2 separate regions of the Mus musculus genome follow, and region 2 is linked to region 1. The links are chromatin loops, found by intact Hi-C in ENCODE. Cell type or tissue: left cerebral cortex. All regions are shown on one strand. Each heading gives the region's core, and the rest is flanking DNA. Links, peaks and the distances in the headings are about the cores only.

Evidence for each region. A loop is a pair of places that touch in the nucleus more often than their neighbours do. Peaks named below come from ENCODE experiments on the same cell type or tissue, not always from the same donor. Only the 100,000 strongest peaks of a DNase experiment are listed, where the experiment ranks them.
Region 2: it touches region 1 in a loop (3-fold over the local background); 2 of 42 quality-filtered maps call a loop at or near these places.

The regions. Positions count from the first base shown.
Region 1 is chr13:92,632,593-92,642,862 of GRCm38, reverse strand. All of the region lies in intron 1 of Serinc5 (serine incorporator 5), which reads right to left. Among named protein-coding and RNA genes, the nearest start is that of Serinc5, 27 kb to the right of the region's middle. In left cerebral cortex, for the core only: no CTCF peak of the experiment used is centred there; DNase peaks (open chromatin) are centred at 3,542, 4,081, 5,778 and 9,309; H3K27ac peaks cover 2,822 bases.
Region 2 is chr13:92,693,422-92,703,691 of GRCm38, reverse strand. Serinc5 (serine incorporator 5) reads right to left here. Exons shown (of 12, transcript NM_172588.2): 8 at 10,094-10,220; 9 at 1,949-2,015. It overlaps Gm41018 (a long non-coding RNA gene), which reads left to right. Exons shown (of 4, transcript XR_003950693.1): 4 at 1-1,265. Among named protein-coding and RNA genes, the nearest start is that of Gm41018, 8.6 kb to the left of the region's middle. In left cerebral cortex, for the core only: no CTCF peak of the experiment used is centred there; DNase peaks (open chromatin) are centred at 4,795 and 7,030; H3K27ac peaks cover 803 bases.

The sequences.
Region 1 (10,270 bases), core at 1,403-9,402:
TTACACTCCCTCTTACACTCCCTCTTACACTCCCTCTTACACTCCCTCTTACACTCCCTCTTACACTCCCTCTTACACTCACTCCCTCTTACACTCCCTCTTACACTCCCTCTTACACTCCCTCTTACACTCACTCCCTCTTACACTCCCTCTTACACTCCCTCTTACACTCCCTCTTACACTCCCTCTTACACTCCCTCTTACACTCCCTCTTACACTCCCTCTTACACTCCCTCTTACACTCCCTCTTACACTCCTCCCTCTTACACTCCCTCTTACACTCCCTCTTACACTCCCTCTTACACTCCTCCCTCTTACACTCCCTCTTACACTCCCTCTTACACTCCCTCTTACACTCCTCCCTCTTACACTCCCTCTTACACTCCCTCTTACACTCCCTCTTACACTCCTCCCTCTTACACTCCCTCTTACACTCCCTCTTACACTCCCTCTTACACTCCCTCTTACACTCCTCCCTCTTACACTCCCTCTTACACTCCCTCTTACACTCCCTCTTACACTCCCTCTTACACTCCCTCTTACACTCCCTCTTACACTCCCTCTTACACTCCCTCTTACACTCCCTCTTACACTCCCTCTTACACTCCCTAGGTTCTGAGCCACACTAACCACCCAGAGATTACTCTGAGATTACCCTGCCCACCTCATCCCACACACACTCTGGCCTGGGTCTTTCTCAAGGAAGCCACAACAAAGGGCCAAGTCCAGCCTGTGTCTGTGGTTCCCCATGTAGCTGAGCAATGCTCCTTATCCCTTTCCTCTCTGACTGTAACAAGTATCTTTGCAATGTAGTTCTCTGGTCTGCTGACCTCACCACACCTGAATAGTAACAGACCTTACACTTCAACACACACACACACACACACAGAGAGAGAGAGAGAGAGAGAGAGAGAGAGGAAGAGAGAGAAACAGACAGACATACAGACACACAGACTCAGACACAGACACACACACACACACACACAGAGACAGAGACAGAAAGAGACAGAGAAAGAGGGCTTAACTTTTTATTTCTTAATCCATAAATTTTCCTTAAGCCTTCACCACCTGCTCCCAATTATATATGGGCAGATGGCAAGCAGAAAGAACACAGCACTTTTTTGTAAACAAATACACTTGGGATTTGGGAGAACAGATAATCAGATTGCTAAGGTCATATCTAATTCTTATCTCTAGCTTTCTCACTGGACACAGTACCAGCAACATGCTTTGCATAGAGTAACACCCTGAGAATGAGACTCGCAGAGTCGATGCTCTGGTGAAGTAAACCAAAATCAACCTTCACACAGGGAATTCCTGAAACCTTCAAGCAGCCAGAATGAGTTCAAAGTACGGCTGTCAACATGGCCAGAAACAGGTGAAGATCTAAACTACAGAAACTCTCTACCTAGCATTTACTATATTCATACATACATACAAACATACATACATACATACATGTGTGTGGGTGAAAGTGCCCTCCATTCTTGATCATTCATTCGCCCATTATCAAGCCCACGTCACCCCACCCCCACCCCACCCCACCGTACCTGCTAAAGGACTTTCACTAAATCTTAATAGGAACTCTATACCGAATCACAATTACCACTTTCAGAACCTGAGTCACTGACAGGTCGACAGAAATCACTTTAGGAATGACTAAAATCCTGATCTCTGACCCCAAGGTCCATCTGGCTCCACAAGTCAGTTTTCCCTCACCAGATCTCTAGGATACCTAGAATACACTGTTTTGACGCTCTTCCACCTGCCCCAAAAATCCATGGTCAAGGAGATCTTGCAGGCAGTGAGTGCATGCACACGAGGCCAGCAGAGCGCAGCAGCACGCGGACACTCGCCTTCCTCAGCTGCCTTTATTTTTTTAAAACCCAATCAAAATTTACTTTCCAGTAAAGTTACTAGTGCCTGAAGATGATCCTTATGGCGTGGGATTTGTGCTTCAAATGTCTGTCTCAGGGCAATCTTACTGACAGACAGAATGCCCCATCCCAACTGCCACAGGATATGCTGTGGTTGTGTGTAAACAGAACCACATCTCAGGTCTCCATCAGAACCTATGCAGGCCTGTGCCAGTTACAGCCAAAGTTCCATGAACATTTAACTCAGGTGAGTCAACCGTCTCAGAAAGACCAGCACTTACGAGTGCTTACTGCTCCTGCAGAGCACCCACGTTAGGTCCCTATGTCAGAGGTACCCAAGCACCTGTAACAACTCAAGCTCTGGGAGATCTTACATCTCTGGCCTTCCTGGAAACCTGCATGTACACAAAGCCACATGCAATATCCTAGTTGGTTTTCTGTGGCTGGGATCAAACACCATCACCAAAAGCAACTTGGGGAAGCTGTAAACAGCTCTCTCTGGTTACACTCACTCCATCATTAAAGAGTCAGGGCAGAAACTCAAGGCAGAAGCCTGGAGGTAGGAACTAAAGCAGTGTAAGCTGCACGCTTACTGACTTAATCTCATGGCTTATGTAGGTCACTCCAGGACCACTGCCCACAGTGAGCTCCCCCCCCCCATCATTAATCAAGAAAATGAGAAAATGGCCAATCTGAAGGTCAAGATTCTCTGTCCTAGATGTCTAGGTTTGTGACCAGTTGACAAAAAACCAACTACTACATGCAAATACAGACACACACACACACACACACAGAGAGAGAGAGACAGACAGATAGACAGACAGACAGACAGACACACACAGCATTAAAAATAATAATAAAAAAATGTAGCATGGTGGCACATGACTTTAAGCTTAGCACTTGAGAAGGCAGACAGATCTCTGTGACTTCGAGGCTAACGCCATAGCAAGTTCTAAGGCTACATTGTAGGACTTTGTCTCAAAACAAACAAACAAACCAACAAAAACAGCAACAGCAATACTATTTTTTTCAAGGTAAAAAAGCTGATCACTGGCAGCAGGTTAACCTTGTCAACACGCTGAAGAAAGGAAAGCCACTGCGAGCAATGGGCCTGGACCTGAATGTCAGATGTTGTTCTCCAACCTGCACACGTGCACCTTAGCATGTGCACACCACACACAGGATTCACACATGCACGCACACACTTCCACCACCACCACCAATACAATAACAAAAGCTTCTTAAGCTATTTGGTTGGATCTTCTGCTCAAGAGAGAAGTGGAAGTTGGGCATTTGTCCAATCCCACTTTAAGAATAAGGAGTGTTTCTGAGCACCTGTTAGTTTAAGCAGAACAAAGTGCCCCCAAAGGCAAATTCCTAACACTTCGGGGGCTGAAAGTGCTTCATGCTCCTGAAATCATAAGCCTGCTGTAAAGTGCTTTATAAAGTTTACATAAAGTGTTTTATGTGCTTTACGGGTCTCTCAACATTCAGTTTCCTTAAGAGCACACGTTGAAATGGCTGAGTCTTGGCGCTGCAGCTCCCAAGTCTGTTTTTTCGTCCTGCACCAAAACAGCCCTGGGAGTGATACTTGCTAACAACCCACAGCCCAGCTGGAATCCAGACAAGGAGCTCTGACAGCTGAGTTATCATCCTAACACCCACTGCTGTGGGCGGTATACTCCTTTTCTGTAGTTCTAGTTACACCTCAGAACTTCAGAAGAAAAAAAAAACCTCCATTTACATATGTAAATTGTGGGCATGCAGATAAAAATAAGTACCAGGACATAGTTGTACCAGATGTGCAGCCAGACATCTGCGTTTCTGTTCTGAACAAAAGTGGGTTAGCTCTGTTATGGTCACCCCCACTTTCTAAACGCTTCATGCACCACCTCCTCCTATACTCTCTGACTCTCCAAGGACAGGGATTTCAATATCAGTTTCAAAATCAAAGCAATCTTGAGAAATGCAATGATACAAGATGCCAAATTTTACCCATGTAGCTTTGCCGAAACAAGATTTGAAAATTTTAAATAGCAAGATGAACCTAGACAGCATAGAAAACTGTCAAATGACAACCTAATGTCCAGACATGACTGCCTACCCTCCGACTTCCTCTACCGATCCTCTGCAGTGACCACTGCTGCCAAACACCTCTCAGAAATGTTCCAGCGTGCACAAACACATACTGAAAATGAACATATGACAACCAGGTACACATGGGCTCACAGTGGTCTGTTCTTCAACTCCTTTCTCGCAAAGGAGGACAAGGACCTCACTTAACATTGTACTTGCCCATCCCTTCCTCTCTGCACCCCCAAATTCACCTCATTTTTATATGTGAAAACACTGAGTGTACCACCTTAGCCATATGTCTGCTTACAGTTCATCAGCATTAAGGACATTCACGTGGTCTTTAGGACACACACGTAGCCCCAAACTCTTCTTACTCAACACAGGCTCCTCCTTTTGCTTCCTGCCCCATACATAACCTTTAGAACCCCTCTTTCTCTTGTTTTGTGTTTTAACAACTTCAGGTACTTTGTCTGAATGGAGTCATACGATATTTGTCCTTCTGTAACTGGCTTGTTTTATTGAACATAATGTCCTTCAGGTTTAGCAAGCTGCCTCTAAGACATGACATAAGCAAGTCAAGGTTAGAATCCACCTTGCTTATTTTTGTCCTTTAATTTTATAGCTTTTATATACTAGAAGTAGGGCAAGACTGTTCTACAGATCTGAGCTGTAAGAAGAGATCAATAAACCCAAAGGCCTGTCTCCTTTACCTGAGCAGTACCAACCACTATATCCCCCAGTCCCGGAGAAAAGGTGAGACAGTGGTCCACACAGAATAGTGAACAAGCATTCTAAACAGCAGCGAGGCATGCACCGCCTTCCTAAGAAAGAACTGCACAGAACGGAGAGGTGGCTCCAAGGTTTAAAGCTCTCGTGGCTCTTGTAGAGGATCTAGGTTCAATTCCCAGAATCTACCTGGGGGCTCACAACGCCAGTTTCAGAGGATCCAAAAACTTTCTTTTGATCTTCAGGACATGTACCTGGTGCACATACAGGCAAAACATTTATACACATAAAATTGTTTTGGGAAGGAAGAAAGGCAGGCAGATCCGCCCCAGCCAAAAAGCCAACACCCCTGCCCCAGCCAGGCCCTAGCTGATGAAGCACCTCTCTGGTATCTCAGTTCATAAAGTGACCTCGTGGCTTTTCTTTAATGTCTCTTATCAGTATCTATCAGACTATCTACAATACATCGTGTTATGTATTATATACAGATATTACATGTTACATATCTCAAGGGGGAGGCGGACGTATATGTATATGTATATGCTGTATATGTAGGACTGCTCTTGAAACCAGTTAGGACCTTGGTCTTTCAACCTTCGTGTGGGCGCTCTGTGGTGTGCTGTTGTTGGCTTCTGTTGCCTTGGGGTTTACTGGGACACCTGGCTATACAGCCCTGGCTAGCTAGAACTCACTGAGTATAACCAAACTGTGTGAATTTGTAGAAATCCTGCTCTTTCTGACTCTGCCTCTCGAGTACTGGGATTACAGGACTGAACAACAGCATCTACCTTAAAAATAGATAATTTTTCATGAGGAGGCCTAGATTTTGTATGCAAGTTACTAATTTTCATTCTCCCAAAGACTAAGAAAAAGAAAAAGAAAAGGCAAGGGATTGGAAGAACAGAGGAAAAGCAGGAGTTTTTCCCCTTGGGGACATGCTAGAGCCACACAGAAGGACTGGGGAGCAGCCATGTGCCTCTCAAGAGCTCACTGTCTGCCACATCACCCCCGCGGTAAGCATGGTTTGAGACCGGTCCTTTGAATCACTTGCTTGCAAGAAACGTCCATGAGCAGCAGCCCTTACCCAGCCTCCACCCCCATCACCATAAGGAAATAATTTACTGCCTCATGCTTTTCAAAGCCTCCAGCCAGAAGCCGCTGTTGGGTAAAATGATTTGCATAAAGCTCCTCATTGGTTACCCAACGCTGCTGAAGTGGCCTAATTTCTCTTACTCAGCAACCTGCAACTTTCCCAAAGTACATCTCAGGGTACGGAAGTATTTTTAAAGACTGTTTTCTGTTAAATCTTGTGATCCACATACAGGGTAGAAGTTTATGGAACAATAACAAAATAAGCAACTTCTTACGAGTTTAAAAGGCACTTTAGGGCAGTTTAAAGACAAAAAGCGTAAGCCACATTTATTACAGAAAAATACAGCATGAAAAAAAAAAGTCAAGTCAAGATTTAACCCACAATCATGTTTAAAATCTGTGGCCACGAGCTTTGCTGGGTTGCTTTGAAAAAAGCCCGATACCCAGCCACTGATTCTCAAGATATACTGTGCACTTTATGCTGGACACTGGTGCATTGCAGGAGGGGAGCAAGCTGCCCACCCAGCAATACTGCCCTTCAAGGAGGCCCTGCTGAGAGCCTTAGTTACTGGGGAAGGGTCCACATCTTTCTGGCTCCAGAAGACCTTGTGGCCTCCCAGACTGTCTCCATGAACAGTCAGAACTCAGCACCTGGAGGCTCAGGTAGCACTCCCACCAGGACCTGAGCACTAATGGGCTCCTGAGAGTAGCCTCTCAGCCCAGAGCACAATCCTCCTTTGGTGTGTCCTGACTTTGTCTGTGGATCTGGTGGACACTGAAACTGCTCAGACAGCAGGACTAACAGCCAAATGGGGGGTTGTTGTGACGTAAGAGTCGGAGACTATGAAGGAAAACTCCTGGAAAGAAGCTGGGTTTACAAAGACTGTTTACAACTGCAATGATGTAGAGAGGCTGGAAATCCACAGGTCCAGAGGCCTGATTACTTCATCTTGGGTAATTTTAGCTCCCAACAGCCACTGCTCGTCCACCTCTGTGTCCAATCTGAACTAACATCTGGTGATTAACAGATAAAAACCTTTTAAATATATTAATTTAGCAGAGCACCAACGTCCACACCCCAAAAGCTAAAAATGTCATCAGATAACATCTGAGGTCTAAAGAAAAGCTCCCTCCATCTTGCTGTAACCACCGTCTTAATTTATGACTTTTTTCTGTAAAACTATGAAACTGCTCCCATGACGCAATAAGGAACTTGTAGTGTCTGTGTTACTCTTCCATTGCTAAGAAGAGATACTATGAGCACGGTTCCTTCTAAAGAAGGTATCTAATTGGGGGCTTGCTTACACTTTCAGAGGGTTAGTCCTTGATCATGGTAGGGAACCTGATGGCAGGCAGACTAACTAGCCTGGCCCTGAAGTAGTAATTGAAAGCTTACAGGATGCTCATGCTGCAAGCAGGGAGGGAAAGACTGCACTGACGTGGACATTTGAAATCTCAAAGCCCACCCCAGTGACATGCCTCCTTTAATAAGGTCATACCTCTTCCAACTAGGTCCTTCCCAAACAGCTCCACTAACTGGTGACCTAACATTCAAACACATGAATCTATGGGGGTCATTCTCATTCAAACCACCCCATAGGGTAACCTACATCCCAGGCCATGGTCACTCAGAATGAGTCCAGAATAAACTCTCTCTTGTTCTCTTTAAGAGGAAAGCTGTATTTTTACACTGACAAGAGCACACCACCCCCCTTATGACTATTATATGGTAATGACTGTGTCCTTCTACAGGACACAGCTAAGTTTTTCAGTCCTGGGCAGCTAGCAGGAAGAAGGATTGAGCCAGAGGTCACTGGCAATAAAGAAAAGCTGACCCCAGACTGGAGGATCCGCCCTCTGGAGCTGTTTGCTTAGGACAGTAAAAGAAAGCAGCACACAGACGGGTCAGAGGGCCAGATCCTTCCAGCACCAACTTTCTGAAGTAGCTCCACAGGAGCCTTCTGGAGCAACCCCAGACCTCACAGCTGAACAGAAGTGTGACCTGAGAACATCCCTAAAAAGCTGGATGTCCAGGGCTCCCTGCCTAGTCCAGACCTCACATCTCAACAGAAGAAGAAAGCCTGCAAGTCCAGAGCCTCTAGGCTCTTCATTCTACACTTACTTTGAAAGTTTGCCACGTTCCACCAGGCTTTATGTGTTAGGGATTATTAGAACTCAACAGGAAGCGCAGTTTTCTCTGTGAGATGCCAGACATCAGCTGTACAATCATAGTCAAGATGTACACAATTCAAATGGTGCTGAATCACACCAGAGCAGACCTGGGTACCAGCCTCCATCCAATGGCAGGTGCCCCTCCCACCCTCCACCCCCAACTCCACAGCAACCCAAGGCTGTAACTTCCACCACCTACTTCTACAAGCACACAACGTCTTTTTCCAAAGTGAAGTGACAAATTTACCATAGTCTTAGGTATTCTGAGCAACTTTTGATTTGTAAAATGGTTAACACTATTTTCACCAGGTTCCTTTTTAAAAATAATTATTTTGTGTGTATAGATATACTTCTTCCTGCACGTATAGCTGTTTACCACTTGCATGCTTGGTGCACACAGACACTAAAAGAGGGTGTCAGACCTGCTGGGACCAAGGTCACACATGACTGTGAGCCACCATGTGGGTCCTCAGAATTGAAACCAGGTCCTGTGAAAAAGCAGACAATGCTTTCAACTGCTGAGCCATCTCTTCAACCTCAAGCTTTCTTTTTTTAAAAAATGTGCTAGTGAGAAGGTGATAAGTGTGCCCCATGTGGATTTTGCCCCATGAGGCTGTGGCTTGTCTTGCTGGGTTCTGCATTCCTTGTATGAGTGCACAGCATGGGGCTCTAAGCCTAGAGTAAGAGATACTACTTATGACACTTTATAATACACTGTCTAAAAGAAAACAGTGAAATAGATGTTTATTTTATTAAGTTAATACTACTAAATATATGCTAAAGGTTGTGTGTGTGGAGTGTGTGCATGTTTGGCAGTGTGTGTGCATGTGTGACAGTGTGTGCCTGTGTGGCAGTGTGTGTGTGTGTGTGTGTGTGTGTGTGTGTGTGTGTGTGGAGGATGGATGGAAGCTGACGTCAGTTATCTGCCATGGTCATCTTTCATGCTATTCATTGAGGCGGGGTCTCGCAATTGAACCCAGATCAGCCTCCAGCAATGGGAACTGAGTTTACTGGTGACAGCAGCCAGCACTGGGGTAGTCTGTACTGAACTCATAACCAAGCGACTACAATCAGAGCAAGAGGGCTTGACTATGCCTGCTGCCCCTGGGCTCTTCTGCCTCCTCCTCACAGGACCCTAGAGCTCTTTATTAGCTTCTCAAAGGCAGAAAGGTAGTGGCTGGATCCCAGCATCCTTCCCAATCTACTGTGGCTCTCTCAGTAGATTGCTTTCCTCCACCAGCATTAATTTCTTTTGCCGTTTTTGTTTCCGGGGGAGTGGCTGAACCTGGTCTACTGGTGACAGTGCTCACAGTCAGCCAGATACAAGCAGTGAAACAAGGTTAATATGAAGGAGTCTGGGGATGTGAAAAATTAGCACTTGTGTTCTAGCTGCCTGGGAAGTAGCTGCCTGGCTCCTCCTAACGATCTTACTAAAGCTGCTTGCAGGAATAAAACCAAAACCTAAAGAAAGCAATTTTTAAATCTACATTTAGGACCAATTTAAGAGACCAGGCTTCAATCAGCTAGACCCTGGCCTCTGACCAACAACCTAAAGCTCATTATACTGATCTCTTGCATGGGCCATCTCTGTTCAATCCTTGGAATCCACACAGAGGAAGAAGAAAAACAAAGCTAGCAGGTTGTCCTACAAATTACACACACACATGCACACATGATACACATACATAAAGCAACCTCACATTTAGAACCATAAACTAATAGAAGAGATTCTTTCCTTTAATGAAAAAAAGATGGGTGGGGCACTTGTCTTTGTGTGCAGGCACAAGAGGCCACAGATCTCCCCGGAGCTGGAGTTACAGGCAGCCATAAGGCAGCTGATGCAGTGCAGGGAACCAAGCTCAGGATTTTCGGAAGAGTGAGTGCTCTTTACTACAGATCCATCTCCCCAGATCCTAGAGGAGGGCAAATATTCAGAAGACAGGAGAAAAATCAGCAGGCTTTGCTCTCAGACAGGGTAATACTCGGCTCTTCCCACCTCCCTATCTTCACCCCTCAGTACCTGCCTCCTGCAGTGCCTTCTCCCCCACATGCAACTGTGCCCTTACATCCTATCCGTGTATGCTCCTAGCTTGTGACCTCTACATTCCAGCTCCCACGTGCCCCTCCATGGCCAATTGTATTTCCCAATGCTGAAAAATCTGTCAAATTCTGTTGCATTTCCCAGACTCCTCATTAGAAACTTGACAGTGAATATGTGGATGGTAACAAATATCCACTTCCCGTTGTGGCCTCTGCTGTAGGAGGTCCTGGGGCAGGCAGGCAGGCCCAATGGTCTAAACAGGACTACTCCATAAACTGCAGTCAAA
Region 2 (10,270 bases), core at 778-8,777, 61 kb before region 1:
GACTTGCTGCTGTTTGAGCTTGAAGGCTGTACACAAAGGAGACATTGAAACCATAATGCTCACACCCCCAGCAGGTGGCCACCCAGTCAATGGTAGGAACAAAGGCACAAAGAAGGCTTCTGCAGAGCATGCTCCTCTGTAACAGACAGCAGTAACCTATTCAAGCCAGCACAGTTTCCTCCTCTGCATTCTGAGGCTGGCAGGATAACAGGCCTTCATAATGGTGCACTATCTCTAGGCTAGGCACTGGAAAGGCATCCCAAATGGCCAGCTGCAGAGCCAAGTGCCCATCCATATCTGGAAAGACACCAGGGCTTGTCCGTCCAGTAAATGCTATTTGAATGGATCCAGTGGCCAGACGCCAGCAAAGTCAGCTGCAGGGACTGGGACAGGAGGGGCTGGGACAGCAGTGGTGCTCCCAGGCAATGCGCAGTCAAGAACACGTACCCAAGGGCCCATCCTGGGAAATGGGAATGCTCTTCCCTCTGTGAAATGCAAGGAACACTGCTTTTGTGAGGACGATGTGAAACTACACGGCTTTAGACAGTCAGCACCTGTAAGTGCTAAATGACTGAGCAGTCACTGCAGCCCCAGGTTCTGGGCAGCCTTGAGCTCACAGAGAGGTTTTCCTGCCTCTGCCTCCTAAGTGCTAGAATTAAAGGCGTGTGCCACCGCCACCCTGGCTGCCAAGTCTCATCTTAACTGTCCTGTATGGTTGAGTTTTCTGACTATGGTTCATGTTTCACCAAGAGCTCCAGAAAAAAAAAAGACTTCTACACAGGAAAGGGAAAACAGGAAATGTTTTGACAGTGAGCTAAACACTCCCTCAGACCTTGACATGGAGGTGAATGGCGTGATCTATACGCTTACAGTTCCTCACTGAATGACAAGTGTGTGCTGGAACTGACCCATAACTGAGGTGTCAGCGTTCCCGCTGTATGTGCAGTGTGTGCAGAACGTGCTCGGCTCTCTTCCTTGCCTGTGTCTTCCTCCAGAGCGCTGATACATAACCCCACAGCTACGCTGCACGTGGGGAATGCAGACGGGCGTCAAGCAGGTGTGTGGTTTAGAACTGACAGAAAACCTACGCCATTACAGCCAAAGAGACTAAACAAGGGGTGGCTGAACATGGTTCCCCGAGCTTTAGACTCGGGGTGGGTGCAGAGTGCCAAGCCAGTGGCAACACTGTTGACGAAAAATTGAGAGTTCTCTCATTTTAACACATAGGACAATAGTTCTTTTTGTATACAAAAATCTTATTCTTTCTTAGACAGAAAAACAGAACTATGAGTGCCAAAAAAAAAAAAAAAAATCAATACACTGCAAAGGAAAATTAGTCTTCTCACTGGGTATACAAGCCAGACTTATACTTATCTCCTGCCCAGGCCCACACCCAGGCAAAGATGACCAACACAAAACAAGCTCAATGGGGTTTGTGTAGCCGCCTCATCTGAGCATTTCCTGCCTTATTCAGCACGGCTCACGTGTTAGCCTTTCTGAGTCTGTGTTTGTATAGGCTTAGTATACATACGGGCACCACGGACATCTCCACAAGTGTCTAAGTGTTGCTTGTGTGTTTTCTCTTTCCTGTGTTTGCTTTGGATTTTTGTTTTAATTGGCCTGGTGGGTGTGTGTGTGTGTGTGTGTGTGTGTGTGTGTCTGTGTGTCTGTGTGTGTGTCTGTGTGTCTGTGTGTGTGTGTGAGAGAGAGAGAGAGAGAGAAGCATGGAGTTGGATTGGGTGGATAAAGGGTGTGGGGGGCGGGAAGAGAGAAGGGAGGAGACACCATGATTGGAATATTCTATATGAAAAACTTACTTTTAATTAAAAAAAAACAACAACAACAACAACAAAAACAAAAACAAAAACAAAAACCAAATGCACAAAAGGCTCTCCTGAGAACAGGGCCCTGAGCAGAAGCCGGAAGAGAAGGAAGGACGCGCACTTACTTCCAGCTCTGGCGCTCCGTATCGACTCTGCAGAGCATCCGAGCTCGACCTTGTTGTCGATGTCAAACTAGGAGAGAACAGAGTGCAAGAGCACAGGGAGAAGCTGTCATCTGAGTGGAGGGAAAGCGGCCTGTAAGGCTCCCCATGCCCTCAGCTCTGGGCGCCCCTCTCCCGCCCTGCCCGTTGACACTTGATGGAAGTGTCTCCATCTGTGGATTTATTTAACCTTGCATAACGGTGTCTAGGTGGGCAGGGGTGCGTCTGTTTTTCTCCCTTGCTCTTACTTCCTAAGTAATGATGTCTTATGTTATTTATACTGTATTTGCACTATATCAAACACACCATCTAGAGACAATTTAGCACATCTGGAGGATGTACGTAGAGCTTATGTAGAATTCTGCCTCTACCATTCGATATGTAAGCACTTGACGTGGTGTCGGTGGCAGGGTAGGATGGCATAGGGTAGGGGTGTAGGATCCTGGAGCCAGTCCCCTCACAGCAGGCACTGAAGGATGAACACAAGCTACTGTGATATTCCATTTGACAGCAAGCTTGATGGTGGATTCCACAACTATCTTTGTAAGCACACTGCTCTAGATCATTTTATCCAGACACAAGTTTGCAGATATTGTCAGTCTTTTCTCAACAAGGCTTCTTGCTGCTCCTCATGTTCTACCTTTACCTTATCACCACCCCACTCTCCAGTCTCACTTAGAGATCAAAAGTTATTTGTTTTGTTAAGTCCAGGCAATGTCCCTCGGCTAGTAGAGTGACTGCATAGTATGCCCGAAGCTATGGGTTCAGTTCCCAGCACCCCATAAACTGTGTGTGGTTATAAAGACCTGTAATCACAACCCGAGAGGAAGAGGTATGAAGATCAGACATTCAAGGCCATCCTCGACTACATAATGAATGTGAGACCAGCCTGGCCTACACAGCACCCTGTTTCAAAATCTTTCCCTATCTTTCCTCCATATCTAGAGAGGCAAAACAATCTGTAACATTGACTGACAATGGTAAAAGTGCTCATTTCTCCCATATATAAAAACATGGAAGCACTTTAAACAAACATATATTCAACACTTAGCCTAACTTTATACATGCATTTTGCAGATAATCCCTAAAGGCCAAGTGTGCTGCGTGTGGCAGCCCCTGTTCTGAGCCTCAGGGCCTCGTCTGTGAAAATGTAGCTCACAAAGAAGCAAGTTTACGAGGACACAGGACACAGGGGTGACTGCTCATGCGGTTAGGCTCCTAGTGCACAGGCAGAGATTAAGATTCATGTCCATCAAGTCAGCCTCAACCAGGAAGCAGCAGGGCCTTGTCTGTCCCCTCAGTCTCCTGCCCAAGGAGAAAAGGTATCAATGGGCTATGGGGAGCAATAGAAAAAGAGGTCCTCTGGGATCCAGACCCCAATCCACAATTCTTCTACTCCATCCCGACTGGTAAGGGAAGGACAAAAACTTCCCACTGGCCATATTCGGAAGAACACTCTCATCTGGTTATGCACTCAAGACTTCTGCATGCCAGTTATACTATAGTACAGTAGGAAGTTTCCTTGGGGAAAGACAAAATTTTAATTTTAGTATCTGAAGTTTTCGGCTGGAAATTGAGGAAAACTCTTTAAAAGCACTTCCATCACTACTCCATAAATTCTTTGGAATAAAGTTTTGGGAAGACAAACCTTCTGATTCAAGCACCTTTGACACCTCATTCTTTGCACCAGATGGCACTAAAATGGGGGAGGATTTCGTTTTCTGTCTAACACTATTTACATTCACTTCATCCGTAGGGACAGTCTTGTCCTTATGCAGAGTAGAGGCAACCACAGTAAAAGGACTATCCCCATAAAACTCATGAGAATTATTAACAAAAACATGGTTCTGTAAACTCTTAAAGTGCCCCCCATCTCTGTCTCTGTCTCTCTCCCTCTGTGTGTGTCTCTGTAATATGCATGTATGTGTGTAACACTGAGTGCATGTGAAGGGAGAGGCGGCATAAGTCCTTGCCTGCACTTTGGTTGAGACAGGGTCTCCCATTTTCCAGGTCTCCTGTTGAGCTACCAGGGGCTCCCCATCTCTCTCCCTCACCCGTCTCACTGTAGAGGACTGGGATTACAGGCACGAGATGTGTCCGATTTTACTGAGTTCTAGGACTTTGAACTTAGGTCTTTGCGCTTGCATATTAACTAGTTTACCCATAAAGTCAGCTCCCAGACACATTCATCCATTCATTCTAGGCACAGTCTTACTATGCCGCCCTTGCTGGTCTGAAACTCACTATGTAGTCCATACTAGCCTTAAACTTGTGGCCATCTTCCTGCCTCAACCTCCTGAGTGATGGGATTACAGATGTCAGTCACTATAATCTGTGGTGAAGCAAGGCTGAGGAGAGGGACAACAGCCCCAAGTGGTGCAATCTGTCACCATTCAGAAAACAGCTGCATCACATTGCAATGTGACACAGATGTTCCTTGTAATTATTTACATATTCACCAAAACACTGCCTGCCTTCCCCTCTCTCTAGAAACCCTTGCAATACCCAACCTCTGCAGTATTGTCAGATCGTCAGATCGTGCACAGCGCAAACGCCACCTGAGCACCTGCTTTAGTTCACTGTGGAGTGAGCCGAAGTCCCACGGGTCCCAGAAAATTCCAAGAAAATGCCCAATTTGCTTTTGGAGATCACAGACCTTTCAATTCATACTAGAAAATGGACAGGGCAGGCCCGGGACACACCCCATGCCTTTTGTGTGACAAAAGGCAACCATGTTCCCACAGAGCTGTGTGATTAGTGATTCAAAGAAGACCAGAATTCTGTGGGAGCCAGAGGAGGCCAGCCCACGTTCCTGATGTATAGACATGGAGAGTTCTGGCTAGCTGCTGAGGCAGTGGCAGGATTTCTAAAATAAAAAAGCAAATGACCGCCATTCCTTTCTCCTTAGAGAAGAGCAGCAGGCCCAGACTGTGCAGAGAGAACACTGCTCCTCAGGATGCCGTTGGTTCTCAGCTTAAGCCAACCGTCCTTACCAGCACAGCATACCCCCTTGTTCCACATGGCACGCTGTACTGCTGTGAGCGTCCTATTTTGAACTAGGAAGTTGCTCAGCATTTAATATAGATTCTTAGCTTTCCCATTTTATATTCAATGGGTATTTTCCTAGGTGGCTTAAATACTAAAGGTTATTTCTTTTCTCTTAAGCATAACTAAATGAAAATAGCCAAGGAATACTTTATAAAACAAATGTTTCCTAATAATCTAATTATGCAGGTCACCCAGCTTAGTTAGCACCCTAGCATCTTTGGGGTGATCACTGTCACAATAGAAAGCAACTAGAACAGAAATTGGCACCAAAGACTTGGCTATTGCTGTGACAGACCTGATCTGGGAAGGGTTGCAAAATATTAGGAACTTTGGGCTGGAAAGACCATTAGCGCGCAAAGCTTAAATTGGTAAAAGTAGGAGGACCCAACCCATTGTGGGTGGTGCTAGCCCTGGGCAGGTGGCTCTGGGTAGTACAAGAAAGCAGGCTGAGCAAGCCATGAACAGCAAGCCAGTCAACAGCACTCTTCAATGGTCTCTTCTTCAGCTCCTGCCTCTAGGTTCCTTCCGTGTGTTCCTGCCCTGCCCTCCTCTTTTGACAGGTTGCAAGCTGTAAGGTGAAAGAAACCCCTTTCTCCACTTATGTGGTCACTGTCTTAGTTGACATTTCCATCGCTGTGATAAACACACTTCAAAAGCAACTTGGAGGAGAAAGGCTTATTTCAGCTTTCAGATCACTGTTATCTCTGAGGGAAGTCGGGCAGGAGACACTCAAACAAGAGTGTGAGGCAAGAGCGTGTGTAGAGGGCACTCCTCATTACCTTGTTCTTCAGGGCTTGCTCTTATAGTCCCTAGGACCACTGCCCAGGGGTAACCCTGCCCACAATAAGTTCTCATGTCATCATCTATACAGAAAACGCACCACTGGCTTATCCACAGTCTAGTCTGATGAGGGCAGTCTCTTAATTTAGGCTCCCTCTTTCCAAATGACTACCTGAGTCTAGTCGGTATAGCCATGGTCTTTATCACAGTAATAGAAAGCAATCTGGGACTCTCTGGGAAATCATGAGCCGAAATAAATTTCTTCTCCCTTAAGACTTTTTGATCAGGTGTTTTGTTCTAATGATAATAAACCAGTCACTATGTAAATGTCATCTCTCCACATGGCTAACAAAGGTGGCTCAGCCCGAGGTTCCTGAAGCTGAGGTACAGAGTTGTAGGAACATACTCCATTCTTCACAAGGCCTCCAGGGTCCTGTCCAGTCTGACAGGTTCAGCTGGAAATAAAATAGTGCTCCAACCTCGAGTCCAAGGAAGGAGTTAGAGGCCTTTGGGAGCTGGACTTTGTCACAGGTTTCAGCTGGATCAATAGAGCCAGCTCTTAGGGAACTTTGGCAGGTGAGCTCTCTTGGGGTCCTGGGATGTTCCATCACAGGGGTTCTAGAGAGAGCATTGCCAGAAAGCGAGGCCAGAGAGAGAATTCAGCACAGAGGAAGTGTACTCTCAGGAAGCGCCTGAGGACCCAGGGCAGTCATGGCACCCAAGGAAGTATTTGGGAGACAAGGATCCTCCAGGGAACTGAGAAGAGCCACGGGAGCCAAGCTTTTTATTACAAAATGACATTACAAAATGTCACCGCAGACAATCCTGGGTTTTACATGGAACACTGGTAATTTATTCTCCTATAATCTGGTGTTCTAGTCAGTACAGTTTCCACCAAGAAATTAAGCATTCCTACAATCATTCAAATAACAGCTTCTACGCAGACAGTGTGGCCTCACTTGAGAACATTCCCCAGCCTCCCATGCTCCTTTTATGTAAACTCTGGAAATAGCTGAAAACCCCTTCATGTTACTGGGGCCTTCCCTTAGCAGCAGGTCCTTTCTTCAAAGATGCCAAACCGTTTGTTTATAACATTCTCCAAGCTGACTCCTCCTGGTGCTGCAAGGGGTGATTACAGTAAGCATCAATCTCCAGACCCCCACGTGATGCTCAGCCAACTCCTGAGAGTGCGTTCAAGCCTATGTGCTACAGAAGCATAAACGAGCAGCAGGTTATACTCTGTGCAGGCTGCTGCTTTGTCCCAGCATTCCACTGGCCATTACACTTCTGCAGTTTAATTACCAGCATTCAGAAAACGTCTGCTGTTGGCATTTAGACAGATTTCTAAATAGCAGCTGTCAGCTTTGAAAATTAATGTCTTTGGGGAATATCAAACTAACAATCTCCACTGTGATGCTGCAATTCTCAGACTATCTCTTGAAAATGTGATCTTTCTGTTTTATGCTTGGTTTTTGTTGTTTTGTTTTTATAACACCATGGATTAGACCTAGGGTTTATACATACAGAATGATAGGCAAATTCATTTCCACTAAGCTAAGCACAAAATTAAAAGTGATTTCTTTCTTGGGTGGGTTGGGTATTTTAAACCCAGATCCTCACAAAGGCTGTGCTAAGTCATGGTGACTTTATGGGCTCACTGGAAATGGCCTTTGACTTGAGTTCCTCTTATTGTGTGTGTGTGTGTGCATACACCTGTGTGCATCACTCTGCCACTGAGCCACACTCCCAGTCCTAAAAGTGACTTAAATAAAACTAGAGTTTTTTTAAATTGCTGAGGCTAGCATCACACTTGTAATCCTCCTGCCTCAGCCTCCCATATTAGCTGGGATTACAGGCATGCACCCATATGCCTAGCTGTAAAAGTGAGTCTTTGCAACTCTAAGAAGCAGGAAAAAATCTGAATGGGTAAATAGTCCACACTGTGAGACACTCCCACTACTGTCAATGTACGCTGTGTACCCAGTAGGATTCTGCTCTTTCCCACTGATGGCCGCAGCAAATCTAAACCCTGTCACTTCTCTCTAATGCCACTACTACCACAACTCTGGCTGTCTCCTCCTGGGGGTTTCTGGGCTTGTTTGCTTCTTTTTAAAAGATTTATTTTATGTGTATGAGTGTTTATGTATTATATCTGTGTACCACGTGTATGTCTTGTGGCCACAGAGAAAGCAGTAGGACTGGAGTTATATACAAATGGCTGTGAGCTGTCATGTGGGAGTTGGGAACTGACCCAGGATCCTCTGCAAAGCATCAAGTGCTCTAACCACTAAGCCACCTCGCCAATCCCCCCTCCTGGGAATTTTTATAAACACAAGTGTATTTGAATGTTTTTAAAGGAATGATCTTTATAACCTACTTCGCTCTTGATTGACCAATATTCTTGAGATTTTTATTTTTTTAACTTTATGTTCATGAGAGTTTTGCTTGCATGCATGTCTGTTTAGCATGTGTGTGCAGTGTCCTAGAGTCCAGAAGAGGGTGTCAGATTCCTTGGACAGATTTCTTGTGACAAGAACTGGAGCTGAGACCATGCAGGAGCACCACTTGCCATGGAGGAGCACTGCTTGCCATGCAGGAGCACCACTTGCCATGGAAGAGCACTGCTTACCGGCTGGCTCCTCATGGCTTGCTCAGCCTGCCTTCTACTTCAACTACCTGCCCAGGGATGGCACCGGCCACAAGTGCACTGGGTCCTCATACATCAATCATTAATCAAGAAAATGCAACTAAGGCTGGATCACAGGCCAATCCAATGGTGTCATTTTTCTCCAAATTCTGTTTTTTGTTTGTTTGTTTGTTTTTTCAGATTACCCTGGCTTGTTTCAAGCTGACAATCAACTAGCTAGCAGGGGAAAGTGGCTGCATGAGGCTGGGGATCACTGGAAATGGCCATGGACTTGAATGCCCCTCACTGTTTCTTTTTCTTTTTAATTGTGTATATGCCTGTGTGTACGTGCACACATACATGTGTGAGCATGGAGAGGCCAGCACATACTGGGTATCTTCCTCAATCTCTTTCTGCCTTACTCTCCTGAGACAGGGTCCCTCACTGAACCTGAAGCTTACTGGCTAGACTGGCTGGTCATCAAGTTGTACTGCACCTGTGGACATCCCCAGCACTAGGGTTAGTGGTGTGGGTGACAAAACTCAGCTCTTATCATGGGCATGGAGATCCGACTTTAGGTCTTTGAACTTACACGGCAAGCCCTTTACTGATTCAGACATCTCCCCTCAACTGTCTCTGTTTCAGTATAGCAGGTACTAAGTAGACAAGTGAAGAATTAAGTGTCAGAAGGGACAACCACCAAGGTCCCTTCTGACCTAAGGGAAAGACTGTCAGGTGGCACAGGCAGACTGAGGATCCTCGTTAGAGAACCAGTACTTTAGCCACACAGCACAGGAGCAAGCATTTCCTGGCTAGGTCATGGTTCTGAGTAAGCCCTTTGCAGTGTGGAGGCCCTTACTGGCTGGCCCTTCCTCTCAGCAGGACTGTTAGAGAGCCTGTCAGTGCTCTTCCACTCTGTGTTTACACAGTCTGTCACCACCATGATTGTTTAGTTTCAGCAAGAGGAAAATCATAGCATGCCCATGACAAGTTGAATTTCTTACACAGAGAAACAAAACATACAACACACTGAAGTAAAACAGCTCTGAAAAGGCTCCTGTCCAAATGAAGCTTCAGTACCGGAAAATATCTTCCCAGAACCACCCATCACCGACTTTTCCCTCCAGGGATCTTTGAAGTGCTTTTAAAGTGGAGTCTCCTCTGGCACAGGCCGGTGAAACAACGGGCTTCCGTTACACATATCCCACAGACCTGGGCAATGTTGCCTACCTACTTCCTAGCTTTGCAGGTTTCAGCACAACGGAGAAGGAACATTTCCTGGCGTAACTGGACCATACACAGAACACCCAGGTTTTCTCTCCACCGATAACAAAACAAACGCTATCCCCTTGGATTAGAGTTTTGCCAGAACCCTCTGGCATGTGGTACATTTTCATCATTCTCACTATATGCTCCCTTACTCTTCAACGATGCCATAGCAACTCGTCTTCAAAACTGCCTTTTAACAAAACATGCATGTATTCAGTTTGCCCCTGTAGTGGAGTAATGAGCACAGGAGTTTCTCATAGGAGGCTGTGCAGCAACACTGCGCCTCTGGCTAGTTTTCTCCTACGGACAGGGACTGAAACGTAAATAACTCTGTTCCTTTCATTCTAAAACCTGTAAGCTGAGCATCAGTAACTCCTAGGACTTACCATGAATATGAGATGCACACAATTAGAAGAAGGGTGCCCAGCCAAGTCACCATGTTTTCATCTCTATGCAGGTCTTGACCAAAGTCAGGCGCACATATGGTAACATTCTTCCCATGTTCATCCAGGACTTGTAAATAACACGAAGCAAACACAGTCACGTTAGACAAAGATCTACTG